Linked DNA regions of Mus musculus: region 2 is linked to region 1. The links are chromatin loops, found by intact Hi-C in ENCODE. Cell type or tissue: gastrocnemius. All regions are shown on one strand. Links, peaks and the distances in the headings refer to the core of each region. The heading gives the core; the rest is flanking DNA. Region 1 overlaps Stau2 (staufen double-stranded RNA binding protein 2). Region 2 has its middle 35 kb from the start of Ly96.

Region 1 (15,856 bases), core at 3,559-11,558:
TTCTTTGAAAAGAAAGTCTGGCAAAGAAAAACCACAAGGGCAAGAAAAAGATGGAATCAAGGAAGGTCAAGCGCTGTATCCAGCTAGCCTTAGGGTCTGCCTAACAGACGCCCCAGTTATGTGGGGCAAAACCCCATTCTCAAATAGCATAATCTGAGTGGAAGATCTTTCAAAATATGTGTCAGAAGGACAAGGGGCTGAAAGCCTCCTGCCAAGCAATAATAACTTTTCATTTGTAAATAGACAATACTTATCAACTATTAATAGGATGCCTAGTTTAACTCATTCTATTCTTTTCTACATAATTTATTTATAAAGAGGTGGCAGAATGGGGCCAGGTAGATTGAGCAGCAAGCAAAGGTGCTGCTGCCAATCAAGCCTGGTAGCCTGAGTCTGCTTCCCAAGCCCACAGAAGAGGAGAGCAATGGTTCCTGTACGCTGCCCTCTGACCTCCATGCATACATGATGGCATAACTGTAACACACCTCATACACACGCACACACACACAAATTTGAAAAGAAAACCTTTTACAGATGACATGCAGAAATACATGTACTGTGAATAAAGACCGTGAGTTAAAGGTATGGTACCCGGCCTGCTATGCTAGTGGAAGACATGCCTTTTGGAAGTGGGGCCTCTGTGGAAGTAGTCCAGTCAATATGAAGGTGTGCCACTGAAAGGGGTACTGAGGAGCTAGAGAGATGTCTCCGTGGTTATGAGCATTTGTTCCCAATTCCCCCATGGCGGGTCACAACTATCTGTAACTCCAGTCCCAGAGGATCTAATGCCTGTCCTCTCTCGACCTCCTTGGACACCAGGCATATACGTGGTGTACAGAAATACCTATAGACAAAACACTCATACACAGAAAATAATAAAGGAAATCTAAAAATTCATCTTTGATAATATAAAAGGAGTCTGAAATCAGACTGTCCATCTTTCTGTCTTTGCACCTAGCATCTGAAGGTGAATGGCGTCTTCTACCATGGACTCCCAGGAAGATGTTCTACCTCACCACAGGTGCAGAGGCAGTAAGGTCCAATCACCAGGGTTGTACACGTCCATACTTGGAAGCCTGAAGCCTTGTGTGTCAGAATGTACCTGTAACTTGAGGACTTAAGAGGTAATGCAGGAGGATTGGGAATTCAAAGCTAACCTCAGCTACACTATGAGCTTCCATAGAAGACTCAGTCTAAAAAAGTTAAAGGAAAAAGGATTACCCTTCCCGTTTTTACAACAAGGTCTTCTTACTTTGTTGCTCAAGTTAGCCTCAAATTTATGTTATCCTTCTGTCTCAGCCTGTCAAATGGGGAAATGCCAGGGTTACAGGCAAAAGCCCCGTGCCCAGCTGACTATTTTGTCACAGTAATAGATAATTAACACATGCATAAGCTGTTCTCCAACCTTCCCTTAGCTGTCCAGTCTCCTGACACAATACGACATTTTTTTATCTACAAATACGAATATCCCAGGATACATGCACACATGCATGTAGGCTAAGCACATCTACTCACAGTTTGTCATTTGGATATTAAGTGCTTTCTATTTGTGGAATATCAACTAGGGCCTTAGACAAAGAGAAAAACACCACAAGATGCAGCTACAACCAAGCATCCTGGGTGTTAACAGGAGAGAAGTACTTCAGAATCCCCCCTGTATCACCAAGTTGTACAAGAATAAACCTCTCCACTTATAAAACAGAACAGAGGAAAATAACATTCTGCTTAGGCCTCTATATGAGCTCAAGCAGAAAATCCAACAGCAAAGAACAAAGAAAACAACAGCTAATTACTATTTATATTACCTTAAGTAGGAAATGAGATAAGTTTTCAAAAGTATCCCTAAGTGATGTTTCTTGGACTTAGCCTCTCAGTTCCTGGTTTAAGCAGCTACCAGTTAATCTGGAATCTGCCAAGAAGTAAGCTGCCTCCAATCTTGTGCTCCACATCTCCGGAGCAGATTCTAGCTTAAGCTGTCATCAGCAAATTCAGGTCACACATGAAATCATACCTTTTAGAGATTACTGAGTAATGCTGCCTTTCTAAGGAGGCTTTCCAGCTGAAACTGGCATTGCAGCTTGAGGTGAGCTCTTGGAGTCTTTTACCCTCTTTGTTATCAGCAGAAAAACCATAAAGAATGCAAAAATATAAAGGGAAAGAACTCCTGATATGAGGAGACATTTGGAGAACATGTAGGTACAAGTCCTGCTCCCCCATGGAATACACAAATCAGATCTCAGAATTAGAAATGAGAGGAAAATATTAACATTTCTTAACAACATGTAGAAAAGTGAGTAAACCAAATTACATCCCATGACCCTGGACCCTTGGCCCTCCTGCCACCTCTGCTCCCCCTGGTGCCTGTGTTCCAGACACAGTCTACACAGTCAAGGCAGCCAAGAGCCCCAGACACAGTTTACACAGTCAAGGCAGCCAAGAGCAGGCATCCTCCTCCCTGCTTTCGTTCACATGGTTCTTTGTTTGTCCTACCCCTCCTTCCCCCGTTTCTTTCCATCTTTGTCAAGTGCCCCTCCTCAGTGACTGCACCCCTCTTACCCACTGCCTCTTCCTCTAGAACATGAACGTATAAAGCACCAGGATTGCTCTCTGATAATCCATCACTTTAGTGCCAGATTGCTTTATTTGAAAATAATAAATTCACTAGTCAAAATTTTAGTAAGCAACCAGGGATTAAAATATATATAAAAGAAATCATGTTAAAACAAAACTGTTGTCATGAATGTCACTTAATACATTACAAGTGTTTTATCCTGGGCCCTGTGGAGATCAGGGTAGACCTCCTCAAAGGCACTGTGGAGATCAGGATAGACCTTCCTCAAAGGCACTGTGGAGATCAGGGTAGACCTTCCTCAAAGGTCAAATCAGGATAGACCTCCTCAAAGGTCAAACCCAGAACTGTAAACACCATCCTGTGTGGACCTAAAGTACTGTCAATCAAGAAGCCACAGACACCTGCACATCCATGTTTACTGCCCCATTATTCACAATAACAAAATATATATAGATCCAAATGGAAGAGAAAACGTGGTGCGTATACACAATGGAGTGTTACTCATCCAAAAAGATGAACAAACCTTAATCTTTTGCAGGAAAATGGAACAAGAGATCATCATGTTACACAAAATAAGCTAGACTCAGAAAGACATATACCATGTTTACTCTCATGCACAATCTGTATTTTTTTTTTTTTAAAGGAAGAAATACAGACAGGGTACTCTTTGGGAAAAGAAATGAAGAAGGAGGGGAAAGGGGAAATAAGAAAGGATAGTGATTAAATTATATACAGCTATAAAATATCATAATAAATCTGTTGTTTTGCATAATTAGCATAATTTGCAAATAACCTATTTTGAAAAGAGAGAAAATATGAGCTAGGTATCGGGATGCCAGCCTGGACTACACAGAGTTCAATGTCAGCCTAGATAAGATTGAAGAACTCTCTCCACCTTCTCCCCAAAATCAGATAAAAAAGTGGGGAACTTAAAAATGAAACATATTACATGTATAAAATGGACTGTGTGCTCTTTGCTTGTTTCTACTGTACTGAAGCAGTAGCTAGCTCTAGGGATGCCAGGGAACCACAGGCCTAAAGGAAGAGCAACGGCACATAGTATGAAGAAGGGTAGGGTAAAGCTGTACTGCACACTCTGAGCTGAGAGCCAGGAAGCCTACTGGGGATGCCACAGTGAGAAAGAGAGACACTGGGAAAGGGATAGGGCTGGAGAGATGGAAAATGCCTGGCAAGCCAGACAGGCTGAGGGTATTAGCCAAGCTAGAAGGGGGGATGGGAGGTACTCTGAAAGCATCACCTAAGTGGGGACTAAATCAGAAATCATCCCATACAGGCCAACTCCAGGTAAGTAAGAAGACCACATAGAGCAGCTGTCAAAGGACATAACCTTCCAATGAGACATAAGGGCTTCCTAGCATAAAGTAAGACACACTGAGGAGGAGGAGGAGGAGGAGGAGGAGGAGGACGACGACGACGACGACGACGACAACGACGACGAGGGAGAAGAGGAGGAGGAGGAGGAGACACAGGAAGCCAGAGAGACTAGACAGGAGTTATTTACTTAAGAGTAACTCCTAAAAGAAGTAGTCAGAATTCGAACAGTACCATTTTAAATGGAAACCGTTAATTTCTACTACCAAACAAGGCACTACAAAGCATTAAGTTATATATAAACTAAATTATTATATTCTCTATACATCTGATTAGCAGTAAGTATATAAAACCTTAACAAAGGCATTACAAATACTGATCACATATCAAAGTTCTTATATATAATAATGAAATTGTAAGCCAGGTAGTAGTTGCCCATACCTTTAATATAAGCACTCAAGAGACAGAGGTAGGTGGGTCTCTGTGAGTTCAAGACCAGCCTGGTCTACAGATCGAGTTCTAGGATAGCCAGGACTACACAGAGAAACCCTGTCTCAAAACAAAACAAAACACAAAAGGAGGAGGAGGGCAATGAGGAGGAAGAAAAATTGTTTTTAAATATCAATATCAAAAGCTAATAAAATTATAACAAGACACAAAGTTAAAAGGCAAAATATAGGCAGAAAAATTACAAACAAAATAGATTGACTGTTAATAATGTTAACACAAACATTTGAAAACTAGTCAGGAAATGCAATAAAAATAAATTAAAACAGACAAATAAAAAGATACCTAGTAAGCACCTGAGGACAGCCCTGCTTGGGAGCAGTCAGCATCACAGAAAGCTTTAAAGATCACTTTGTAACTTTCAAGCAAAGTAACGTATTTCAAAATTCAGAGCTATAAAAATAGAAAATGCATTCTCAAATGCTATAAAAAATGAAAACCAGCATTGTCATGGTATTCATCCTCTGTACTTGGCTTTCTTCTATGTCCTGGACATTGCAAACATATAGAAGGGTATGTAGAATATTGAAAATTCCTTACTGTGACAATCCAAAAATAGATATTTCTGAATTTACAGAATGACTTTAGAACATTTCTTTTAAAAAATGAAAATTGCCAAATCCAATTAAAACTCAAGATTTTTTCCTCCAGAGGAAATTATTAAAATTAGTAAATATCTTGGTAACCTCTTTTAATGAAAAATTAGAACAGAATTGTAATATGGTTGAGTAATATATTATTCTTAATTGTAATATTCCTCCTGTAGTGATCTACATCTAGGAAATAACAGAGCTATAAACAATATTTGTAAATAAACATAATAAACCTATTTCTATGATGCTATTTATGTAGGGTATGTGTCTATAATCCCAGGGAAGGAGGTAGACACCAGCTCAGGTGTCAGAACAATGTACACAGGTGAAAATACACCTTGCCAGATGAGGCCATCTATAGCCAGCTCTAAAAGGCTCTAAAAGAACAATTATATGTCACATGGTCTCTACGCTGGGTGAAAAAAGTACCATATCGCACACACAGATTAAACAAGTTAAGAATCAGCCATACTATTCAACAATTAAGAAAGAGAGAACCCAGATATAAGCAGTATTAATAAATCTCAAAACAGAGCAAGAAAACCATCGGTTACAGTAAAAGAAGCCAGAGAGATTATGTGCAGCACATATTTATATGACAGAACTAATCTGTGGCAAGAGATTGAAGATCACTTCTGGCAAAGGGTGTGTTGTGAGCATGGAAATCTAAGGGAACCCTGCCATGATGGCAAATCCATCAAGACACACTTAGGTTAAAAGTCAGTGAAGAGAGAACAGATGCATACATACATGAGGTCATCAAGATATACACTGATGATCTGTGCATTTTATTGTACATATACACATGTATTACAGAACAACTCAATTTCCATTAAATATGTTTATACACAAAGAATAATTTAAAGTAAATCAAAATATTTACAGTAGCGAGCTCTAGGGTAGCAAGATATTTCTATTTCTTTACCATCTAGCATTTTCTACATTCCCTATGATTAGTTTTGTATAAGTTTTACAATAAGGATTGTGGTGGTTTGAATAAAAATGACCCCCATAGGTCTATAGGGAAAAGGCACCATTAAGAGGAGTGGCCTTGTTGGAGTAAGTTGCTGGAGGAACCATATTACTGACTCTTCCTGCTGCCTGTAGATCAAGATGTTTGTAAGCCAGCCCCAATTAATGCTTCTCTTTATAAGAGTAGCTGTGGTCATGGTGACTCTTCACAGCAATAGAACCCCTCACAAGAAAAGAGATCCTGTTTTTATTTTGAAATTTCTACACTCTTGTAAAGTTGCACTTGAACTATCACAACTGTGCCATATGCAACAAAGACTTAGTAAAGCCTCTCCAAAGAAGTTGCTATAAATCACAAAAATGCAAGGCCATTAACGCAGTCATCAAGTCAGGAAAGGCAGACACCAAGTGTACTGTGGTGAGGGAGTGAGAATGCTGCATGGCGGGTCCCGAGGCTTGTGTACATTAGCAAAGAAAGCTTCTGAGGCTACAGAGTTTTGTTTCTGTTCTGCCTTTAACTTCCAACACACTTGGTGAGTCTGGTTTATCTAAACTCCCAAGATGCCCAAGGTCAATTGTGTTCACAATGCAAATATCCTTAGAATGTCAAAAACGTCTGCAATATGCATAAAATAGTAAATAAGAACAAAACCAAAGAAGACATACAAACCTCTGATTGTACATGCCCCGGAAGTTGTAGTTAGCTCTATAATTTGGGAATGGCTTTGGATCTAGTGGCCTGTAGATGGCAGGCTCTCCCCTTTTCATAGCGAGCCCATTCAGTTCCACAGTTGGAGTTATACTACCTGTTTAAAAACATTAGAGATACACAGGTGAAACATTGTCACAACAAACCACACCAGCTAGACTTCAATTAGTAATCTCTGAAGGAGGGGGAGTGGAAGGCCTCTCCACACAGTTCTCTAATTAATATAAACAAAGTTTAAACTAAGTTTTAGCATTTTCTGTACTTAAAAAATTCAACTGTATAGTCATATTATTTAAAACCAAATAGTAACTAGTTTGGATATCAATTTTATAAATACCCCAGAAATGTATGCATATTTAATCATTAAAAATATCACCTGTTAATAATTTTATTTATTTATTCATTGCTAATCAAGGAAGTAAACATTAGCAATTAATACAGGGTTAGCAGTAATGCTTTGACTTATCTGATGATAATCTGTGGGTGAGACTTTCAAAACCTAAAATGCCATCTAATCCCAGGAAATACCAAAAAAACAAACAAAACCCATACAGTCAGTACCTATAAAACCCACCAATGTGCCACCAGATGCCTAAGCATCACAATATAAACCACTCAACAATAAAGCAGACCAGACCCGCTTGCTTTCACTCTCTTCCTTTCCTTGTTTACTTTTTAACATAACAAAACGGTGTGTATTCTGCCCTACCTTTCATTTAAGAAAATAAGATATAAGCATTTATTTGCTTTTTTTAAGCATAAAGCCAAAACTGAGATTTTATTCATAATTACACAAAAATTTCCGGGGGTGGGGGGGAGAGAAACCACTAAAATACAAAGGAAACACAATCTAATTGTGAACTGAGTTTGTGATTTAATGAGAAGGAAATTTTTAACTAATTTTTAAAAATACCAATGAGATTTACTCAAAAAAAAAAAACAGAACAAAACAATCTCAAACTGTTTTCCATATTCATATTACCAGAAGTATGAATTTTAATAGTAACATACTTTAAATTCAAATAAAATTAAACCAAAATAGAGACAAATATTTTTAAAGAAAAAAAAAAAACACAAGTGCACTAAAACTAAACTAAACTGATGGCCTTAACTGTGCAAGTTAATTATTTTAAACGACTTTAAAGACAGCAAAATATTTGTAGCCTAAAGAAAAGGAAATTGAGAAATATTTCTAGCAAACATGCTACTGATGTCAGTACTATTATTACATTATTATACATCCAAAGATAGGTGCAAAACAAATTAAAGTACAAATAACTGTGTTTATGTTAGAATCAGATAATGAAATGTAAAAATCAAATACATGAATTAATCTAAAATATGAATCAAACGTGTAAGTATCTGATGTATCTCTCTCTAAAAACAAAAAGCAGAAGAAAGGTGGTGAGACTGTGGCAGGCTGCTGGCGTAGTGTGCTCAGAGCCTTGGGTTTGATCCCAACGCCATCTGAAGCAGGAATGGTAGTACATGCCTGCAATCCTAGTGCCTGGAAGTATACAAGAAGAGCAGACATTCAAGCTCATCTAAGCAACACACTGACGTAAAAGCCAGCCTGGGCTCTACCACAAAAGTAAATATAAAAAAACTTTAAAGGAATATGGTATTTCCCAGCTCTATCTACTTAAGAGAGGCCAAGCAATGTGTTAGTAACGAAGGCAGCCAGCACATCGAGTGTAGCTTATAAGTGTCACTCCCCATTTAAAGCATGCACACTCCCACAGGAACATCCTTGGAGACATGGCGGATTCCAGGTCTGCACATGATGCTAATGAAGGGAAAGGATCAAACCCTTACCTTGCCTTTCCTGAATAAACCGTATTTGGAATAAGATGGTAAAAAAGAGGAACGTTCATCATATTAGCTGGGATTCCAGCAAAAGGAATGAAGTCCGCCCTCCCTCCCCCTCCCCCCACCAAAAAACAACCAACCACCAGTTTGTTAACTGGTGATAAAATACTAGATATTCTAGACAACAGCAGCACACTGCTACTGTCACCTATCCTAACGTTACTGGAACTTGCTAACTGATTAACTGGACCAATAGCACCAGAGGCCATGGATCAATCTTAAAATCAAGAGACCACCAGAAAATGTCTTCTGATCCAGTGCACCAAGGCGAGCATTGCCCACTGGGGAGCACTGCCAGGGACATCAAGCCTGAAGCCATGCAGCCTTGTTTTCAGTTTTAGGTCCAGAAAAGGCTCTACGACACACAGGTGGGCAGTTGGCGAAGACAGCATGCAGGAAACTACACAGAACTCACGACCCAGTCCAGCAAGCAACCTGCACGCAGAGCAAAGCTGGGAAAGCTCGTCTGTAGAGCAAAAGCAATAAGAAGATCTCTTCTATTCTTCACTAGAACAAGCCAACTCGGAAAGAAATGAACAGCAAGGAGAATCTGCACATTTTTAAATTATTAAAATTAGTATTTTCTTTGCTTGATACTGTGAAGAGCCTTTGCCTTAAAAAGTATTTTTTTATGACAAAGTAAAAACTAATTTGATTTAAAATATTCTAGGGTCAGATGCTTCTGCCTGTAACCCCAGTACTCAGAAAGCTGAGGCAGGAGGATGTGAATTCAGGGCCATAATGACTAGGTTGGGTGTCTTATCTCCCACATGTGTGTGTGCCTCAGGCAGCAGGTGACTGAGAGCTAAGACTAGGTGCATGAGCCCACCAGTGGACAGACAGCAGGGCCTTCCAATAGCTTCTACATAGGTGAAAAGGGTTTTGGAGGTGGTGGTTTGGCTTGGGTTTGGTTTTGGTTTTTTTGTTTGTTTTTTAATTTTGTAGCAAAAAGACACAATGTAACATTGGGTCAAGCTTTATTTTAAATATTAAAATAGATTATTTAATTAAACATATGTGCATATACATATATATGAAACCTATATATTGAGTGAAATTTAACAAAAAATCTGTACCATTTGTTTGAAATATGCCTTTTAGACTATCTACTTAATATTTCCTTTATTACTCAGAGTAGCAATTACTTATTTGATTAAATAGCAATTCAACTAGTTTAAATCCCTAAAATATATATATACACAGACACACATACATACATACATATATGATAGTAAAGAAAAGCGAAGGGAAAGGGAGGCTTTTTTTCTCTCTCCCTCTTTCTATGCGTTCCTGGGGGTAAAGGGAAATACACAGATGGCAGCATGAGCTCAGTGGTGTAGATGTGAAGACTCACATGATCCCCATCCTACTCAACAACATTCCATCATCTCAGGCCTCTCTCCAGGCACTACACAGCACCCTTAGCGACTCACCTGACTCCTGGTGTGACCAATCTGTTTGCATCTTCTTGACAGATAAAGAAACACCACTTTTGTCTTGCTTCTTTCTGCATTCATTGCATATATCAGGAGTTTTTAATATTTTATCATTGAATGAAATCAACAATATGTGTTTGTTTGCCTTACTAACAGTAAAGGAGCAGTATTTATGAGGTCATCTTGGATATTTCTAAATAGGCCACATGATGGTTACTACTCAGTGACTGTGGATACTGATCTAGAGGCAGGGGTGTGGGTCATCCAGCTGACTTCTTTAAATGTACAGGAAGCTGCCCAACAATCTTCCATAGACTTTAACAATAAAGTATAATCCGTGTCTTTAAGTTTACATTTCAAATGTCATAAGGATTTCAGTTTAACAAGTACAATATTTATCAGAATCAAGACTTATGAACTACTTGAATTAAATGGTTTTGTTTGTTTGTTTGTTTGTTTGTTTTGTTGTTTTGGTGGTGCTGGTGGTGTTTTGGTGGAAGCTGAATTGGTGGTGGTGGTGGTTTGGTTTTTGTTGTTGTTGTTGTTGTTGTTGTTTTTGAAGTGAAGCCCTGGCTGGCCTAAATTTTCAAATCCCTTCCTTATCTTCCAGAGTAAGTCATCATCCCAGAAAAACTTATGACATTTTGAATTCCTTTACATAATAACTATTCATCCACAAGTAGAAAAAAATTCAAATGGGGGACTTAAAAGACCCCACCCTAAAGCTAAGGCAATAAATAAGAATCCAATATATTTAAAAATCCCAAGTAGGGGCAGTTAATGTGAGGTGATGCACACACAGTACTGGGGTATACTACATCTACCGCATCACAAACTGTATGTTAGCATAGGTAAAGTATTCTAGCCATCTGACTTAAACGAAAGAAACTCATACAATGTCTGACTTCTCACTTCTGACTAGAAGCGAGAGTACTGCACTCTCCTCAGTGGTATTGGAAGCTGGATTTTGTGGAGCGGAAGCAGAAGGGAGCCTGTGGCACAAGTGAAAGAACCAGGCTCTCGCCACAGGAGCTAAGAGGAGCCTCTGAGAGATGGTCAGCTCTCATGTTCTGAGTGTGAGAGAATCCACTACACAAAGAGGATGACTACTCAAGGTTTCTCAGGTATTAGAGGCTATATGCTTGGTGCTGCAAACACATCTACACTGGGAATTCTTGGATTCTTTTTTAATATTCTCTATTTTATGTACAGGTGAGTGAGCAGTGGATGAGAGCGATGGCGCCACACAGCGTCAGAGGGTAACTGACACGAGCTGCTTCTCTCCTCCCTCCATGCGGATCCCAAGAACTTACCTTCAGCTGCTGGGCTTGGTGACAAGTGCCTTTTACCCACTGCACCATCTCACAGGTCCAGGTTTCAGTAAACATTTTAACTGATACATAATCATACATATTTATGGGTATCTTATAATATTTTGATATAGCTTTAGATCTATTAAAGAGATATCAGTGCTAACTATTAAAAAGTTCAATAACTAGGTATATAGTCATACATAATAATTTTGAATTTCTATACATAAGTGAAAAAGGCCACTACTAGTTTTTTTAAATAGTTTTTTTTTATTATTGGGTATTTATTTCATTTACATTTCCAATGCTATCCCAAAAGTCCCCCACCCACCCACTCCCACTTCTTGGCCCTGTCATTCCCCTGTACTGAGGCATATAAAGTTTGCACGACTGATGGGCCTCTCTTTCCACTGATGGCCGACTAGGCCATCTTCTGATTCATATGCAGCTAGAGACACGAGCTCCAGGGGGGTACTGGTTAGTTCATAATGTCGTTCCACCTATAGGGTTGCAGATCCCTTTAGCTCCTTGGGTACTTTCTCTAGCTCCTTCATCACTACTAGTTTTAATTTAAAATTTTTACTGATTCTTTGTGAGTTCCCCATCATGCACCCCAATTCTACTCATCTTCCTGTCCCTTTATATCTCCCTTCTGCCCTTGTAACCCCCACATAAAAGAAAAGAATTTAAAGTGAATAAATAAAAATAAAAATGAATAAATACAATTAAAAAACATCTCACTGTGGAAGCTGCAGTATGTCACACGGGAGCCCTCTTGCCTATACAGGTTTACTTGCAAATGTTCATTAAAATGATTCCATGATCTGGTTCAAGGCCTCTGGCTTCTGCTATGCTATCAAACTGGATCCTAAGCAGGACTCCTCTCAGATATCCTTTTGTTGCCCTGTGTCATTAGTTTGGATCTGCAGGACATGCCCCTTCATGAGCTCCAGCAATTCATACATAGGGTAGATGTTGGGGTGGGTCAAGTCATAGACCTGGGTCTAGGCCAGGGTGGAAGCTGAGTTGGTCAGTCCATGTGCTCTCCTGTGCCCACACTACCAGAACTAGCCCTCCCACTTAGCCCAGGCAAGCTGTGGGGTCAGCTCTCCTGCTCTCATGCCCTTGGGCCATCTCTCCTACAACCCCACCACCAAGGTGAGCTCTATTGTTCTGCCTAAGGGAGGTAAGGAGCCAACTCTCCTGAATGCTGCAGCTGGTGAGGGTCTGTGCCAGCTTTCCCAAGTTCTACAAGTGGTGAGAGGTGGGGCTAGCTCTCCCACTGCTCACTTTAGCTCAACATGGCCCAGGTCTCCCATGCTGCCCAGGTAAGGGACAAACTGCTTTTCTGAATATGATGGCCATTGAGAGTAGGGCCAGCTCAGCACAGTACTTGAATATCAACATGTCCTTAGGTGGCAGCCCAGCCCAGGAATATTCCCATGGGACTCAGACATCAACACAGACCCTGACTGAAATACAACCAGAGACCTAGACATGGCCCTCAGCAGCAAGGCCAGACCAGGACTTAACCATGGCTTCAGATGGCAGCACAGGCCATGTAGATCAGTATGCCTCCAAGTGGCACTGCAGCCTTCAGACATCCACATGGCCTCAGATGGCAGACTTGATGTACAGATATAAGTGTATTTACTCATCATGGTGGCTCTGAGGGCTCAGATGTCCCTCTTCTAGCTGCCTGGGGTCACAGAGCCAGGGGTCAGGCACTTAAAGCTTCCCACTAAACACCAAAACAGTTTTATAGAAAGTTAGAAAGTCCTGAACATAATAGCCACCCACCAATTACTTGCTGGAAGATAAACTGATTGATTAGCCACCAAAGGCTCCCTACAGAAATGACTGGCACATATCCAGGACAAGGAAAGTACATGAAGGAATAGGAACACCTATAGAATCCAAAATAAATTCAAGACCACTCAGCTCCTTCCCCCTCTGAAGGGACTTTCCAAACTATACTAGCAGGCCAAGTGCAGCCAGTTAAGGAAGCTGGCCAACTAAACAATGGTGAGAAAAAAAAAAAAAAAAAAAAAAAACACAAGGGCAGGCAAAGTGAGGGACTAGGCCAAAGGTAGTCACCCTATGCAAACCAACCAATGCCTGAAAGGGTTACTTGATACACCAATTAGAATAAGCCAGCTAGCCTTGTTGCCTAAATCTGCCCCTTACAAGGTATAAAAAAGTGCGTTCTTTGTTCGATCTGAGTCTCTCCTCTTGCCTGCATGCTGAGGGGGGGTCCCCAATGCATTGTATCAATAGAAACCCTCTTGTGGTTTGCAGCAATGTTGGACTCTGTGGCCTTTGTGAGTGAGGGTCTTTTGGCGGACTCCAACAATCATTCCCCTTCAACGGGCTCCTCATCACCAGCTGAACTTGCCTGGTTACCACAGAGCTGCCTCTGCAGTGCACTGGCAAGGGGTTTCAGCCAACTGTACATAATGTACTAAGACAACAAACAGCAAACTCTTTCCAACATCCCAAATAAGCAAATAAAGGTGACTCCAGACAGGCTAGGTTTCAATTAGCAAAACAAAACAACAACAAAAAAAAAAAACTTCTAAAAATAATATGACGTTATCTTCACAATCATGAAAGACATGAGATATAGCAAATAACATATTTTAAAGCACTAACAATAAAAGACTAATAAGCCTATCATTTTTAAAAGATTTTTTATTCTTCAAAATGCCAACATTAAGAATTTCAAGATCTTCCTTCTGAGCCCCGAGGAGGCTGATAAGGGCTCCAGAATACTCTCCATGCTTCAGGACCACGGGATCACCTTGGGATCACGGGGGAGTGGAACGCAACATCAGCTCCAAAGAATGGCATAGGGTCTTGTGCCCTCGGGAACAGGAACAGAGGAACCCTGTCTGACCAGAGGCTAGGATCATTTCAGGTTGGCCAGCCCCGCCATCTTCTGTGTGAACCCGGCCAAGGGCATCTAGGGCACCAGAGGACTCTTCATGCCACAGGACCGCTAGCACACCCAGGACCTCCTGATTAACTGAGCAATAGAAGCAACAGAGCTTCTTGGTCAGGGTCCCCTCAGGCCTTCATCCTCAGCCAGGAGGTGGAGTTGAGACCCAGACCGCTGGGCAAATTCTTTGCCAGAGGAGAGTCAGCCTACAGGGAGGGTTCTGACCCCAGAACTCAGGAGGTGGATCAGAGCTCCATACTTCTGAACACCTGCCCTGCAAGAGGAGAGCTTGCCTGCAGAGAGTGCTCTGACCACTGGAACTCAAATGAGAGTTGAACTCCCAGGAGTGCTGACAGAGGCTAACAGAATCACAGGAGAATCAAGCTCCAACCAGAGACAGCTTGATCATTAACACCAGAGATGTCCAGATGGCGAAAGGCAAACATAAGAATCTTACTAACATAAACCAAGAGCACTGGGCATCATCAGAACCCAGTACACCCACCACAACGAATCCTGGATACCCCAGCACACCCAAAAAGCAAGAGGTATATTTAAAATCATATCTCATAATGTTAGTAGAAGATTGAAGGGCATTAATAACTCATTTACAGAAATACAGGAGAACAGTGGTAAAGAGGTAGAAGCCCTTAAAGAGGAAACACAAAAATCCCTCAAGGAATTACAGGAGAACACAGCTAAACAGTTAGAAGTCCTTAAAGAACTACAGACAAACACTGCTAAACAGGTAGAAGAAACACAAAAATCCCTTAAAGAATTACATGAAAACACAACCAAACATGCGATGGAATAGAACAAAACCATCCAAGATCTAAAAGTGGAAGTAGAAACAATGAAGAAAACCCAAAGTGATGTAACGCTGGAGATAGAAACCCTAGGAAAGAAATCAGGAACCATAGATGTGAACATCAGCAGCAGAATACAAGAGATGGAAGAGAAAATCTCAGCTGCAGAAGATTCCATAGAGAACATGGGCACAAAAAAACAAAGAAAATACAAAAAAGATGCTAACTCAAAACATCCAGGAAATCCAGGACACAATGAGAAGACCAAACCTACAGATAATTGGAGTAGATGAGAATGAAGATTTTCAACTTAAAGGTCCAGCAAATATCTTCAACAAAATTATAGAAGAAAACTTCCCAAACCTATAGAAAGAGATGCCCATGAACATACAAGAAGCCTGTAGAACTCCAAATAGACTTGACCAAAAAAGAAATTCCTCCCGACACATAATAATCAGAACAACAAATACACTAAACAAAAAGAGAATTTTTAAAGCAGAAAGGGAAAAAAAGTCAAGTAACATATAAAGGCAGACCTATTAGAATTACTCCAGAATTCTCACCAGAGACTAAGAAAGCCAGAAGATCCTGAACAGATGTTATACAGACACTAAGAGAACACAAATGCCAGCACAGGCTACTATACCCAGCAAAACTCTCAATTACCATAGATGGAGAAAAGAAAGTATTCCATGACAAAACCAAATTCACACAATATCTTTCCACGAACACAGCCCTTCAAAGGATAATAAAGAGAAAACATTAACACAAATATGGAAACTACACCCTAGAAAAAGCAACAAAGTAATCCT
Region 2 (15,856 bases), core at 3,366-11,365, 280 kb after region 1:
GGATCATGGAAAGCAGCTGAGACTTGGAACTGTGAGAGGCCAGGAGAGTCCATTGGTGAAGGTGCCTTAGTGGAGGTTATCGGTGCAGTGCAGCCCAGTTGCTACGGAAGACCCCAGCTTTTTAAAGACTTCAGGACAATGGGATGACCACCAAGAACAGCAGCAGCAGAGTGGGGGCAGCGAGAGCCAAGAAGACAAGCTGTGTGCATTGCAGAGGGCAGAGCTGGAGAAGTGATTTAAGCTCCTGAGCCCAGAAGATTGTGAGTGAATCCAAGACAACTGGACATTGAACTATTTATACTGTTGGATATTGGTTTTGCTTTGTTTAGGTTGCTACTGTGCCCTGGCTCTTTTCCCTTGAAGGAAGTATTTAACTTAATTTTGACTTTTATAGGAGCTCACAACTGAGAGACTTTGAACTTTTAAATGGGATTTTGGATATTTTAAAAAGACTGAATTTTTACTGCGTTTGAATTTGTAAAGACTGTGAGAATTTTACAGTAATGTGTATTTTTAATGTGAGATCTTGGGTATGAATAAGAAAAGGCTGTGATGTGTTTGTGTGTCAAATTGACAAAGGGTTAATTTTATGTCAACATAGACTTTAGCTTGTTTTAACACAAGCTAAAGTCTAGCTCTATGACACATGCATAACCCTGTCTGGCTCAGCTCCACATCTTCACTTTTCTTTACCTTCCCTCTCTGTAATGGGCATTGGTCTTCTGAGCCCCATGTTACTGTCAGTAGGTCAGCTAGAGCATGCTTTTGATACTGGGTAGAAGCAATCCCAAGTGAGACTATGACCCTGCCACTCTCCTGTGGCTTCTCCACCTCCAGGTCTTTTCTCCCCACCAACCACTGATGCGCTGGGGTAGAACCCAGCTTCACCACCCTTCCTCACTCAAGTGCTTGCCATTTGGTTATCTATTATTAAACTAAATTCCACGAACCTGGTGGGGTGCTCAGCCTGTTTGCTCACAAGATATCAGGAGCAAAACCAGACCTGCATTTGCTCTGAATCTACATCTATTGGACGAATGAATATTTTTTCTTATAAAAGATTCAAGTTGGGGCTGGTGAGATGGCTCAGTGGGTAAGAGCACCCGACTGCTCTTCCAAAGGTCCGGAGTTCAAATCCCAGCAACCACATGGTGGCTCACAACCATCCGTAACGAGATCTGACTCCCTCTTCTGGAGTGTCTGAAGACAGCTACAGTGTAATTACATATAATAAATAATAATAATAAAAAAAATGATTCAAGTTATGTGCATGTCATCATTTGACTAATACTTACTGGTTACCTGCTGTATGTTCATCTGTTTTAAGCACTGCTGTTATAGCACTGAACAACAGAAAACATAACAAAATAAATCTCTATTACTGATTGATGTTAGTCATAGGTGGCACAGTAGAGCGAGAAGCTCAACAAATGCTAAGCCTTCATTTTCCAAAGGAGCAGAGAGGTTTAGCCTTCTTGGGAAAGACTGATACCCAGCTAGCTCAATCCAGTTACTTTATTTAAACATCATACAAGGTTAATTGGGGCTGGGAAAGGTCCCAACTACCAAAGTTAAGTTACTCTTTGCTGCACATGAGAGCAGACAATCCACACAAATCTCAGTCCCTTTTGATCACGGCTAGTCATACTCCAGGTTTACCAGGAGTGTCTTAGGACTGAGGCTGGTGTAGCTCCAAGTTCTCAAGTAGTACCATGTGCAGATTCTTTAAAGAGACATTATTTCCTCAGGTTCAAACAGTCTCATAACAATTTCTCAGCCTCTATTGATTAACCCAAACATAGCAAAGGCTCTGCTGAAACATTTCACTCAAAGCCAGACACAAAGGCTTTACTATACATTTACTATATATACAGTACATTCTGTCTTCAAAGAATCTATATTTTCAAGGAGAAAGTGTATGACAGGGTATTTTTATAAGCAAACATACCATGTACATGCCACACTTACAGAAATGGGAGACATGGCAGTGAGAAAGGAAGTGACATTTGTAGTTTTATATAGGGTAACTGGAAAGACCTCACTCAGAAGGTGAAGTTTGAAAGAGTGCATTAGCAAGGCATGTGGTTTTCTGTGGGTAAAGGCATTGCAAGTTGAGAGAACTGTTGGAGTCAAGGTCCTGGGGTTGGAGTGTGCATAGTGATCTTGCAGAAGAAGAGGGAGGTGCTTATGAGGCAAGAGAAGCCAGAGGTGTGTGGGGAGAGAGTAGGCACATGCTGGAGTTTGACAAACCATCCTTAGGACTTGGGCTGCTGCTTTAAGAGATGGAAAAGCACTAGAAGGTTTTGTAGGGAATGCTATCACTCACACTTTAAAAAGGCATGGTCTGGCATCCATCTGTTGACATGGAAAGAAGTTGCATGAGTTTTGGCAGCAGTTTGGGTGGGGAAGGAAGTTGAGAGACTTGAAGTAATCCAGGTATTAGATGGAGGAGGCGTAAGAATGATCTATGCCGAGTTTATTCTGAAGATATAACCAACTACAAAATTACTTCTGCTACTGATTGGATGTAAGATATGAAAAAGAAAAGCTGAGATGATTTAGTTGCCTCTGAGCAAATGTAGGGATGGAGTTATTGCTTGAGGTAGAAAAGTTGGGCGGAATGGGTTTTAGTCATGGAGTTTGCATTTGGAAATTTGAAAATATATACTAGGCATCTAAGTGGAGACTTTGAAAAGACAAAGACTACCTGAGTCTGAAGTTCAGGAATGAGTTCTGGACTGGAGATAAACATTTGGATGTTGTCAACAGAGGAAATGAGTAGATATAGAGAAAGCAAGAGGTCCCAGGACCAAAGTCTAGAGTGCTCTGAAACTTAGAAGGAGCTTCCAAAAGACTGAGTTGGAAGCTTCACCTATTGACTCAAATCTGTAATCCCAGGTAATTTATACATTGAGTGAGATATGAGAATCACAAGTTCAGGTGCTCTGTGTAACTTGAAGGAAGCTTTTCAAAATAATAGGTATGGGTCTTGAGAAATATCTCAATAGTTAGCAAGAGAACGTCCTGCTCTTCCAGGAGACCAGAGTTTGGTTCTATTTCAGGTAGCTTACATATTATAGACTTCCAAATGCCTATAATTCTGTCTCCAGATCCACAGGGTCAGGCTCCATACATTATTAAAAATAAAGCAGAATCAGATATCTCTGTCATGAACAAGAAACTTAGGGAAATGGAAACTACCAGGAATCTATGAGGGTGACCCTAGCTATGATTCCTAGTAACGAGGGATATGAAGTCTAAGCTGGCCATCTCCTATAGCCAGGCAAGACTTCCAATGGAAGGATTGGGACACTAACTCACCCATAAACCTTTGATCCACAGTTTGTCTTGCCTACAAGATGCATTGAGGTAAAGATGGGACAGAAATCGAGGGAACAAGACCCATGCCCATGAGAGGGATCCCACCCTGACACTGCTAATGATTTTCTGTTATTCTTGAAGACAGGAGCCTATCATAATTGCTATCTGAGAGACTTCACCCAAAAAACTGATGAAAACAGATGCAGAGGCTCATAGCCAAACATTATGCAGAACTTGAGGAATCCTTCAGCAGAGGGGGAGGAAAGGCTTGAAGGAGCTAGAGGGGTCAAGGACAACACAAGATTTAGCCACCAGTGGCTACATGTACTGGGTTCCTGAAAGGAAATCTGGGGCTGTATGGGAGGGATGTCGAGAGAAGAATGAGACCAAGATAAACTTTCTGATCAAGGCCCAATGTTTACTTTTTGAGTCTGAATTAAAAAAAAGGGGGGGGGCATCCCTCACTACTACTGGATCTTGTGGCTTGTCAGGATCATCTTGTTTTGTCAGGATCTTGTCAGGAAAACAAGTTCAGACTCTCAATGGGTAGTGGTGTCTTGGAGGAAGCTGCAGATGTGACAGGACTATAGACTTTACCTAGCTTGGGTACCTAGGAAGACTCCAACCTAGGTGGGCTAGCCACTCAAGGCTGGGGGAGGGCACAACAAGAAAACCTACAGAATCAACCAATTTGCCTGAACTACCAATCAGGGGTCCTGCAAGTGAAGGAGCCAGAGGGGTCAAGAATACCACAGGAAAATCTACAGAATCAACTAACCTGGGCTAATAGGGGCTCGCAGAGGCTAAACTATCAATCAGAAAGCATGTGTAGCACTGACCTGGGCTCTCTGCATATATGAAACATACATTCAGCTTGGTTTTCATATGGGACTTCTAACAGGAGCAGAGGCTATCTCTGACTCCATTGCCTGCCTTTGGATCTCTTCCCCCTAACTGGGCTGCTTTGTCTAACCTCACTAGGAGAAGATGTACCCAGTCTTACTCTAACTTAATAATGCCAGGGTGGGCTAATCTCCATGGAAATCTTCCCCTTTTCTGAAGAGAAATGGAGGAGTGGAAGTGGACTGGGAGGAGGTGGGGATTGCTGTTGGGAGTAAAATAAATAAAATAAATAATAAAAGTTAAAAACAACAATAAAAAATCTAAAATCTTGAGACACACAGAGGCACACCTGCCTCCATGTGATACAATGCAGGAGAAAGAAGATATCCAGAGATCTACCTGCAGTCTTGCCATGCTTCATGGTCAGATAAGGGCTCCCAGAGACCTGTCTGCTGCCACTAGGCATGGTCATCGTATAGACACAGAGAAGTCTGCTTGCCACCATACTACATGGTGTGAGCGGAGGAGGTCATTCAGAGGCTTGTCAGCCATGTGGCCTACCCACAGTGAGAGCCACTACAATGTAGAATCATGTAACAGTTCAAGCATTAAGAAGAGAGATAGAACTGGAAAAGAAAGAGTGGAGAGGAATAGCCTGCTGTAAATATCCAGCCTCAGCCACCTGAGGCTGTGATGAAGTCCCAGCTTGTGCATCTGCTGAGGGTCTTTAAAGGCTGAGTCCATGGCCGTGCAGTGGCAGGGGTCTGTCTTAATGTCCATGGCTCACATTATCACTAGAGACCATGGGGACATCTGTGGTATGGGCAGGCTGTGCAGAACTGGCCCCACTCCTCACGGATTGAGTCACTCTGGAAAATGGGGACCCACTTCTCACCAGAGGCAGCACTCCACAAAGCAGACCCTGGTGGTAGGGTGCAGGTGAGCCAGCCTCTGAAATTTGATCTCACAACTTACATGCTGTGAGGTGCCTTGGGCCACTACTACCCTCCCTCTCCACTTGTGTTAGTTGGGAGAGCCACCTCCAGGGTCATGAGTTGGGGAGAGCTCCACTGCCCCCTACCAGCTGCAGCTCTTGGGAGAGTGGGTCCCAGCCTTAGCTGGGCAGCACAGTAGTGCTGCCTCTGGTGGTGTAGGTGCCACTGAGCCTACCCCGAAGGCATGAGAGCAAGTGAGCTAAGCCTGCTTCCTACTGATGGCAGTGTTGGTTGGCCTAGCTGAAGCAGTGCTGGAGAGCTTGCCTTGGTAGTGCAGCTGAGGGAGAGCCCAGATCCAGAGCTTTGAGTTGGCCCACCCCCAAAATCTACATAATTTGTAAACTGTTGGAACTAGCGAAAGGGTCTATTCTGCTGACCAAAGAAAGCTGCAGGCTCTCCATGACATAGGGATAACTGGGAGGAGCCCTGGTGAGGAGCCAATATTGATGGTGTCACAGAAGCCAGAGGCTAGAACCAATGAGGGTATTGCAATGAATACCCTCAAGTGAAAATGTAAGGTATACCATGGGACACACTGTAGCACACACTATGGCTTTCACAATGAGTTTTTTTCTGTGAGTTTATTTATTTGTTTGTTTTTTTATTTATTGCCAAGAACCTGCTTGGAGAGGGGTTCCAAGGAAGGGATGTCTGAGAGCAGCAAAAATAAACGACTTGCAGTCAAATCATGGGTTACTAGCTGGAGGCCTATGTTCCACTCAGGATAGCTTTCCAGATTGCTTTCTCTCTGTTCTGTTTTCTCTGAAGATCTCAGACCACTCTCCCTATTTTCTGCTTGAACCAGTTCTTCTCCAAGCAGTTCTCTCTTGCTATTCTAAAAAAAAATTCTCTGGAGAGAATTTTTCTCATCTCTTGCAGATCATAAACCCAGTCTTTTATTTTACATATCAATTCATATCAGTTACTCCAGGTTCCCTTATTATCTTATGAACCAGCATCCCATGACCCCAGGCCTTTAATTCTTAGGAGACAGCAGGCACATATTTTCTTTTTTTTTTTTTTTTTTTTTTTTTTTTTTTTTTGGTTTTTCGAGACAGGGTTTCTCGGTATAGCTCTGGCTGTCCTGGAACTCACTTTGTAGACCAGGCTGGCCTCGAACTCAGAAATCCGCCTGCCTCTGCCTCCCCAGTGCTGGGATTAAAGGTGTGCGCCACCACACCCGGCCATATTTTCTTTTAACATTGCAAAAAATTCAGAGATCTGTCTGCTTCTGTTAAGCACAGATGATAAGCTGGCTGGGTGGGACTCTGCCCTGAAAGTACCATTTCTACCCCTGACTAGGCCTAACCTTGCTCTGTCCCAGGTTGACCCTGAACTCAGAAATCTTCCTGTTTAGCTGGATAGATCTCCTGCAATCACCACTCCCTAAATCTCTTTATGACCTTACTTAGTATCTTTTTGACAAGTTGGCTCACAGCACAGCTGCTTTTGTTCCTTTAGATTTGTGAAGCCCCCCCCCATATAATTCATATTTACTGCATCTTTATATTTTGCATAATTGAGAGACTATATATTTTCAAACTCATACATTTTGATTTCTTTTCCACAGCCTTAAGGGCTGTCCTGAAGGTCTCAGAATTTATCATTTTGCTGAGACATTAGCCATACCTTTGTCTCTTGGCTTTCTGCTATCTCTGATTATCATGGAGGACATTCCTTGAAAGAGGAATATAAAAATATGTATATCATAATACAAACCAGCCTTATGCCCACAGCAGCTATTGAGACTTGTGGAGGCCCTATGCCAGCTGGCCCTGATCCCAGGGGCAGGAACCATGTCATTCCATCCCTACTAAGGCCATGCAGGACTTGGCAATTCATATATATATATATATATATATGTGTGTGTGTGTGTGTGTGTGTGTGTGTGTCTGTGAGTCTGTGTGTATACGTGTGTTTAATTTTCTTCTGCAGGGGAGTTTGCAAGGGCAGAGGGCACACATGAGAGGACAGGAAATAGAAAGTTGAAAAGAAAAAACCCCAAATCTTTAAAATAATACTTAAAAAGGAGGGTTACAGTAAGCATTTGTGTAGTAGGAGGATCATTCAATTCTCATTAAATCCTAAGTTCTAGGCCCAAGGGGGAGAGAGACAGATAGAGAAAGAGACAGAGAGACAGACAGTCAGACAGACAGTGTGAGGTCATTTTGGGATTTGGTTAGGGAGCATGTACTGTTTTTTTTTTTTAGGTATCAATTCTGGTTCTGTGCCTCTCAAATATGGAGTCACACAGCTCTGCCAACCACCCTGTGGTAACCCACTAAGGCTTGAGGAGGGCACATTCTTACCCACCCTACTCACCACTAAGGGGGAGAGGGGATCCTAACACAGACTTCCCTCAAAATGTTTTCCACAAACCTCATTTAAGTTATTTATGTATTAAGGATTCCCTAAGGTCTGGGTATGGTGGCGCATGCCTTTAATTCTAGCACTCAGGAGGCAGAGGCAGGCAAATTTTTGTGAATTTAGAGGCCAGCTTATTCGACAGAGAGAGTTCCAGGGCAGCCAGAGCTACATATTAAGACCCTGTCTCAAAAAACCAAGAGGAAAATAAAAAGTCTCTGCCCTATGCTCAATGTGTCCAGGAATTTGTCAGGTTTCTTGTTCCCTGATGTTGCTGTGTTTATATTGCATCTCTGCTGTGGGTGGGCCTGGATTCACCAGGACAGCCAGTGTGAGGCTTTCCCCAGGAGCTGTGGCTGTCTAGGCTGGGCATGTGACAAGCACTGGCTCATCAGAAGGGGAGGGCAAAAATTCCTTGTCTGTGTCACTCTCTAGAGGTAAACCAGACGGCTTGATGCCCTCTTTCTGCTCACACATATCTGATTACCACAATGAAACTAGCCTCTGGGTAACTCTGAGGTTGTACATAAGGGAACGGTGAATCCAAAGGAACACGAACACTGCTCAAGCCCTCAATTGGTCCAGCCTGCGTTCCGACTGGCTCTGTACCAGCCCGTGTCCTGGCTGGTTCTGGAATTACCATTTACTGGTTTACTGGGTTGAGTACCTCGTGTCTGTACCGAGAACATTCTAGTTGTTTCATTGCTACAGTGCTCCATCCCTGAAGCCAGGCTAACGTCAGCATCTAGCCCTTTGTGCTTTGCCCCTTCCTAGCTTCCTCTGGTGCTTTTCACTCTTCCCTCCCTGCCTGTCTTGTACCATACTTAGGGCCTGCAGCACGCTAAGGAAGCTCTTTATCACTGAATTATAATTTACAGTTTTCTGTTGCTGATGTTGGCACGGTCAATTTATACACCAGACACCTTAGGTCCAGGGACTGCTTCTTTATTTTATTATTTATTTGTTTATTCATTTATTGAAATAAGCTCTTACTCTAGGCCTGACTGGTCTGGTTCTCATTTTATGTAGTCCAGACTGCCCTTACTGTCTTAACAGTCCTCTAGTTTCAGCCTCCTGGGTGCTGAGATTACAGGTATGTGTTATCATATCCACTTTGTACAAATGTGTTAATTTTAATTTCTTTTAAAATCAGAATTAAAAAAAAAAAAGAAAATGTAGCCTTTTTGGAAGGCTGAAGTGGAAGCATTGCCCACTCCTTCTCTTTCCCCTTTTCTCCCTCCCGTATATCCCTCCTTTTCCTCAGAAAAGGGGAGCCCTAACATGATTATCAGCCAGCCTTGACATAGCAGGTTGCTGTAAGACTAGGCATCTTCTGTTGAGGTTAGACAAAGCAGCTCAGTTAGGGGAAAGAGATACAGTAGATACAGTGACAGGCAATGGAGTCAGAGACAGCCCCTGCTCTCACTGTTAGGAATCCCACATGAAGACCAAGCTGCACAACTGTTACATATGTGCAGAGGGCATAGGCCAATGTCATGCATGCTCTCTGGTTGATCGTTTGGTCTCTGTGAGCCTCTATGGGCCCAGGTTAGTTGATTTTGTAGATTTTCTTGTGATGTTCTTGACCCCCTGGGTCTTTCAGTTCTTTCTCTCCATCTTCCGTAAGTTTCCCCAAGCTCTGACTAACATTTGGTGGTGGGTCTCTGCATCGGTTTCCATTAGTTGCTGGGTGAATCCTCTTTGATGACAGTTATGCTAGGCTCCTGTCTGCAAGTACAGTAGAATATCTTTAACAGTAGCCAGGGTGGGCTCCCTCTTGTGGCATGGGTCTCCAGATGGACCAGTCATTGGCGGGCCATTCTCTTAATTCCTGCTCCATCTATACGCCTCAATATCTTCTTTTCTTTTCTTCTTTTTTTTTTTAATAATTTAAAAGAAGATTTATTTACTTATTTTCATGCATGTAAGTACTGTAGCTGTACAGATGGTTGTGCGCCTTCATGTGGTTGTTGGGAATTGTACTTATGACCTCTGTTGCTCTGGTTGGTCCACTCACTCTGGCACAAAGATTTATTTATTATTATACATAAGTACACTATCTGTCTTCAGACACACCAGAAAAGGGCGTCAGATCTCATTATGGGTGGTTGTGAGCCACCATGTGGTTGGTGGGATTTGAACTCAGGACCTTTGGAAGAGCAGTCAGTGTTCTTACCCACTAAGCCATCTCACCAGCCCACTCCTCAACATCTTGTAGGCAGGTCAAAAATTATAGGTTGAAGGTTTTGTGGCTGGGTTGGTGTCCCAATCCCTCCATTGGAAGTCTTGCCTGGTTATAGGGGATGGCAGGTTCAGGCTCCATATTCCCCATTGCTAGGAGTCTCAGCTAGGGTCACCCTCATAGATTCCTGAAGTTTCTATTTCCCTAAGTTTCTAGCTTGTTTCAGAGATGCACCCCTTCATTCCAGTTATCTCTCTCAGTACTCTCTCCCTCCATCCTCTCCCATCCCAGCCCCTCCTGTTTCCATCTAGCGGCGCCCCTGCCATCCACCCATGATGTCTATTCTATTTCTTCTTCTCAGTGAGATTCACATGTCCCCCACTTGAGCCTCTTGTTAATTAGCATCTTTGAATCTGTAAATTGTAATATGGCTACCTTTTACATGCTTGTCTTTCTGGGTCTGGGTTACCTCACTCAGGAGGATCTTTCCTAGTTCTGACTATTTGCCAGCAAATTTCATGATGTCATTGTTTTTAACAACTGAGTAATACTCCATTGAGTAGACACACCACATTTTCTGTATCCATTTTCAGTTGACAGACACTAGGTTGTTTCCAGTTTCTGACTATTATGAATTAACCTGCTCTAAGCATAACTTGGCAAGTGTACTCCCTGTGGCACGGTGGAGCATCCTTTGTGCATATGCCCAGGAATGGTTTAGCTCCATCTTTTAATTTTTTTTTCTTTTTTTATTAGATATTTTCTTCATTTACATTTCAAATGCTATCCCCTTTCCTAGTTTCCTCTCTGAAAGTCCCTTATATTCCCCCCTGTCCTGCTCCCCAACCCACCCACTCCTGCTTCCTGGCCCTGGCATTCCCCTGTACTGGGGTATATGATGTTCCCAAGACCAAGGGGCCTCTCTTCCCAATGATGGCCAACTAGGCCATCCTCTGCTACATATGCAACTAGAGACACAGCTCTGGGTGATACTGGTTAGTTCACATTGTTGTTCCTCCTATAGGGTTGCAGACCCCTTTAGCTCCTTGGGTACTTTCTCTAGATTTTTCATTAGGGGCCCTGTGTTCCATCCAATAGACGACTGTGAGCTAGATCTTGAGTTAGATCTATTCTCAATTTTCTGAGAAACCACTATACTAACTTCCAAAGTGTCTGAAAAAGTTTGCACTCCCACTGGCAATGGAGGGAGGAGTGTTCCCTTTGCCAGTTTGAGTTTTTGATCTTACACCTGATTCTGACAGGTGTAAGATGGAATCTCAGAATCATTTTGATTTTCCTTTCCCTGATGGCTAAGGATGTTAACCAATTTTTTAAAGTGCATCTCAGCCATTAGAGATTCCTCCATCAATTAATTACTTGTTTAGATCTGTACCCTTTTTTAAAATTGGGTTATTTGGTTTGTTGATATCTTGTTTCTCTCTCTTTCTTTCTTTTCTCTCTCTCTCTCTCTCTCTCTCTCTCTCTTTCTTCTTTCTTCTTTCTTCTTTCTTCTTTCTCCTTTCTCCTTTCTCCTTTCTCCTTTCTCCTTTCTCCTTTCCTTTCCTTTCCTTTCCTTTCCTTTCCTTTCCTTTCCTTTCCTTTCCTTTCCTTTCCTTTCTCTTTTCTTTTTAAAAAGATTTATTTATTTCATGTATGTGAGTACAGTGTCACTGTTTTCAGACACACCAGAAGATAGCACCGGATCTTCATTACAGATGGTTGTAAGCCACAGTGTGGTTGCTGGAAATTGAACTCAGGACCTCTGGAAAAGCAGTCAGTGCTCTTAACTGCTGAGCCATCTCTTTATCCCGATGTCTAGTTTTGAGTTCTTTATATATTTTGGATATTAGCCCTCTGTTGGATGTAGGGTTGGTGAAGATCTTTTCCCATTCTGTAGGCTGTCTTTGAATAATGTAGGACATTTTCTTAATCAGTGAATGGTGGGGAAGGACCCAGCAGATTGTGGGTGGTGCTATCCCTGGGTTGGTAGTATTCGGTTCTAAAAGAAAGCAGGCTGAGCAAGCCACAAGGAACAAGCCAGTAAGCAGCACTCCTCCATGGCTCTACCTCAGCTCCTGCCTCCAGGTTCCTGCCCTGCTGGAGTTTCTGTTTTGACCTCCTTAGATGATGAAATGTGACATGGAAGCATAAGCCAAACGAATCCTTTTCCCTATAAATTTGCTTTTTGGTCATGGTGTTTCATCATAGCTATAATAACCCTAACTAATGTCCATCTACTTTTACATGAGCTTTAGGAGTTGATCTGTTTCAAATCCCTACATATACACAGAAGATCCTGTAGAGTTAGGGTAATGGCAGTCACTTTTCATTGCTGTGACTAAGAGTCAGACAAAAAGCAATCTGAAGATATAGAAATTTACTGTGACTTGACAAGTCCCTTCTGGTCTTTCCACCTGTGAGTGGAACACAACTTCTGTCCCATTCTAATCCTGTGGGACCTGAGACAGCATTAGGGAAGCAGTAAACCCGGCCTGACCAGGGTCACAAGTCCCTTCCGGTCGGCGCCAGCACCGGGTCACCTGGGCGAGGAGTCGGAGGACACCCCCAAGGTCCCTAGAGGACAGTTTCTGAGGCAGACCCCTTTTTGAGCTCCAGACATCCAGGTACCTTCCCTGCCAGAGGACAGGTGTCCTCCCCTCCCAGGAGGACTTTGCCGAAGCACCGGGGGAAGTCATCTTGGTTCCCGGATCCCTTTAAGACTAGTCTGCACAAGTGAGAGTGTGGACTACAGAAGCTAACAGCTTCTGGGACAGGCCCTGTTTCAGGCCTTCATCTTCTCCCAGGAGGCAGGTCCGAATGCCAGATATCTATGCACCTTCCCTGCAAGAGGAGAGCTTGCCTGCAGAGAGTGCTCAGGCCACTGAAACTCAGGAGAGAGCTGGTCTCCCAGGTCTGCTGATAGAGGCTAACACAATCACGAGAGGAACAAGCTGTAACCAGTGACCACTATAACAACTAACTCCAGAGTTTACCAGATGGTGTGAGGCAAACATAAGAATCTTACTAACAGAAACCAAGACCACTCACCATCATTAGAATGCAGCACTCCCAACTCACCTAGTCCTGGGCACCCCAACACACCCAAAAACCTAGACCCCGGATTTAAAAGCATATCTCGTGATGATGGTAGAGGACATCAAGAAGGACTTTAATAACTCACTTAAAGAAATACAGGAGAACACTGCTAAAGAGTTATAAGTCCTTAAAGAAAAACAGGAAAACACAACCAAACAGGTAGAAGTCCTTACAGAAAAACAGGAAAGTACATCCAAACAGGTGATGGAAATGAACAAAACCATACTAGACCTAAAAAGGAAAGTAGACACGATAAAGAAAACTCAAAGTGAGGCAACGCTGGAGATAGAAAACCTAGGAAAGAAATCTGGAACCATAGATGCCAGCATCAGCAACAGAATACAAGGAATGGAAGAGAGAATCTCAGGTGCAGAAGATTCCATAGGGAACATGAACACAACAATCAAAGAAAATGCAAAATGCAAAAAGATCCTAACTCAAAACATCCAGGAAATCCAGGACACAATGAGAAGACCAAGCCTACGGATAATAGGAGTAGATGAGAATGAAGATTTTCAACTTAAAGGGCCAGTAAATATCTTCAACAAAATTATAGAAGAAAATTTCCCAAACCTAAAGAAAGAGATGCCCATGAACATACAAGAAGCCTACAGAACTCCAAATAGACTGGACCAGAAAAGAAATTCCTCCCGACACATAATAATCAGAACAACAAATACAATAAATAAAGATAGAATATTAAGAGCAGTAAGGGAAAAAGTCAAGTAACATATAAAGGCAGGCCTATCAGAATTACACCAGACTTTTCACCAGAGACTATGAAAACCAGAAGATCCTGGACAGATGTTATACAGACACTAAGAGAACACAATTGCCAGCCCAGGCTACTATACCCAGCCAAACTTTCAATTACCATAGATGGAGAAACTAAATTATTCCATGACAAAACCAAATTCACACATTATCTTTCCACGAATCCAGCCCTTCAAAGGATAATAACAGAAAAAAACCAATACAAGGACAGAAACCATGCCCTAGAAAAAGCAAGAAAGTAATCCTTCGACAAATCTAAAAGAAGACAGCCACAAGAACAGAATGCCAACTCTAACAACAAAAGTAATAGGAAGCAACAATTACTTTTCCTTAATATTTCTTAACATCAATGGCCTCAATTCTCCAATAAAAAGACATAGACTAACAGACTGGCTACACAAACAGGACCCAACATTTTGTTGCTTACAGGAAACCCATCTCAGGGAAAAAGACAGATACTACCTCAGAGTGAAAGGCTGGAAAACAATTTTCCAAGCAAATGGTCTGAAGAAACAAGCTGGAGTAGCCATTCTAACATCGAATAAAATCAACTTCCAACCCAAAGTTATCAAAAAAGAAAAGGAGGGACACTCCATATTCATCAAAGGTAAAATCCTCCAAGAGGAACTATCAATTCTGAATATCTATGCTCCAAATGCAAGGGCAGTCACATTCATTAAAGACACTTTAGTAAAGCTCAAAGCACACATTGCACCTCACACAATAAAAGTGGGAGACTTCAACACACCACTTTCATCAATGGACAGATTGTGGAAACAGAAACTAAACAGGGACAGAGTGAAACTAACAGCAGTTATGAAACAAATGGATTTAACAGATATCTACAGAACATTTTATCTTAAAACAAAAGGATATACCTTCTTCTCAGCACCTCATGGGACCTTCTCCAAAAATTGACCATATAATTGGTCACAAAACTGGCCTCAACAGATACAAAAATATTGAAATTGTCCCATGCATCCTATCAGATCACCATGGACTAAGGCTGATCTTCAATAGCAACATAAATAATAGAAAGCCAACACTCACGTGGAAACTGAACAACACTCTTCTCAATGATACCTTGGTCAAGGAAGGAATAAAGAAAGAAATTAAAGACTTTTTAGAGTTTAATGAAAATGAAGCCTCAACATATCCAGACTTTATGGTACACAATGAGAGCATTTCTAAGAGGAAAACTCATAGCTCTGAGTGCTTCCAAAAAGAAACTAGAGAGAGCACACACTAGCAGCTTGACAACATACCTAAAAGCTCTAGAACAAAAGGAAGCAAATTCACCCAAGAGGAGTAGACAGCAGGAAATAATCAAACTCAGGGGCAAAATCAACCAAGTGGAAACAAGAACTATTCAAAGAATAAACCAAATGAGGAGCTGGTTCTTTGAGAAAATCAACAAGATAGATAAACCCTTAGCCAGACTCACTAGAGGGCACAGGGATAGCATCCTAATTAAGAAAATCAGAAATGAAAAGGGAGACATAACAACAGATCTTGAAGAAATCCAAAACACCATCAGATCATTCTACAAAAGGCTATATTCAACAAAACTGGAAAACCTGAATGAAATGGACAAATTTCTAGACAGATACGAGGTACCAAAGTTAAATCAGGATCAAGTTAATGATCTAAACAGTCCCATATCCCCTAAAGAAATAGAAGCAGTCATTAATAGTCTCCCAACCAAAAAAAGGCCCAGGATCAGATGGGTTTAGTGCAGAGTTCTATCAGACCTTCAAAGAAGATCTAATTCCAGTTCTGCACAAACTATTCCACAAAATAGAAACAGAATGAACTCTACCCAATTCATTCTATGAAACCACAATTACTCTGATACCTAAACTACAGAAAGATCCAACAAAGAAAGAGAACTTCAGACCAATTTCCCTTATGAATATCGATGCAAAAATCTTCAATAAAATCCTGGCTAACCGAATCCAAGAATACATCAAAACAATCATCCATCCTCACCAAGTGGGTTTCATTCCAGGGATGCAGGGATGGTTTAACATATGGAAATCCATCAACGAAATCTACTGTACAAACATACTCAAAGACAAAAACCACATGATCATCTCCTTAGATGTTGAGCAAGCATTTGACAAAATCCAACACCCATTCATGATAAAAGTCTTGGAAAGATCAGGAATTCAAGGCCCATACCTAAACATGATAAAAGCAATCTACAGCAAACCAGTAGCGAACATCAAAGTAAATGGTGAGAAGCTGAAAGCAATCCCACTAAAATCAGGAACTAGACAAG

The links. Hi-C counts contacts between places; a loop is a spot of excess contacts. Peaks named below come from ENCODE experiments on the same cell type or tissue, not always from the same donor. Only the 100,000 strongest peaks of a DNase experiment are listed, where the experiment ranks them.
Region 2: it touches region 1 in a loop (2.6-fold over the local background); 2 of 42 quality-filtered maps call a loop at or near these places.

What each region holds. Positions count from the first base shown.
Region 1 is chr1:16,433,677-16,449,532 of GRCm38, forward strand. Stau2 (staufen double-stranded RNA binding protein 2) reads right to left here. Exons shown (of 14, transcript NM_025303.3): 5 at 6,647-6,782. Among named protein-coding and RNA genes, the nearest start is that of Stau2, 78 kb to the right of the region's middle. In gastrocnemius, for the core only: a CTCF peak has its summit at 6,719 (motif pointing right); a DNase peak (open chromatin) is centred at 6,726.
Region 2 is chr1:16,715,900-16,731,755 of GRCm38, forward strand. No RefSeq gene overlaps it. Among named protein-coding and RNA genes, the nearest start is that of Ly96, 35 kb to the left of the region's middle. In gastrocnemius, for the core only: no CTCF peak of the experiment used is centred there; a DNase peak (open chromatin) is centred at 6,935.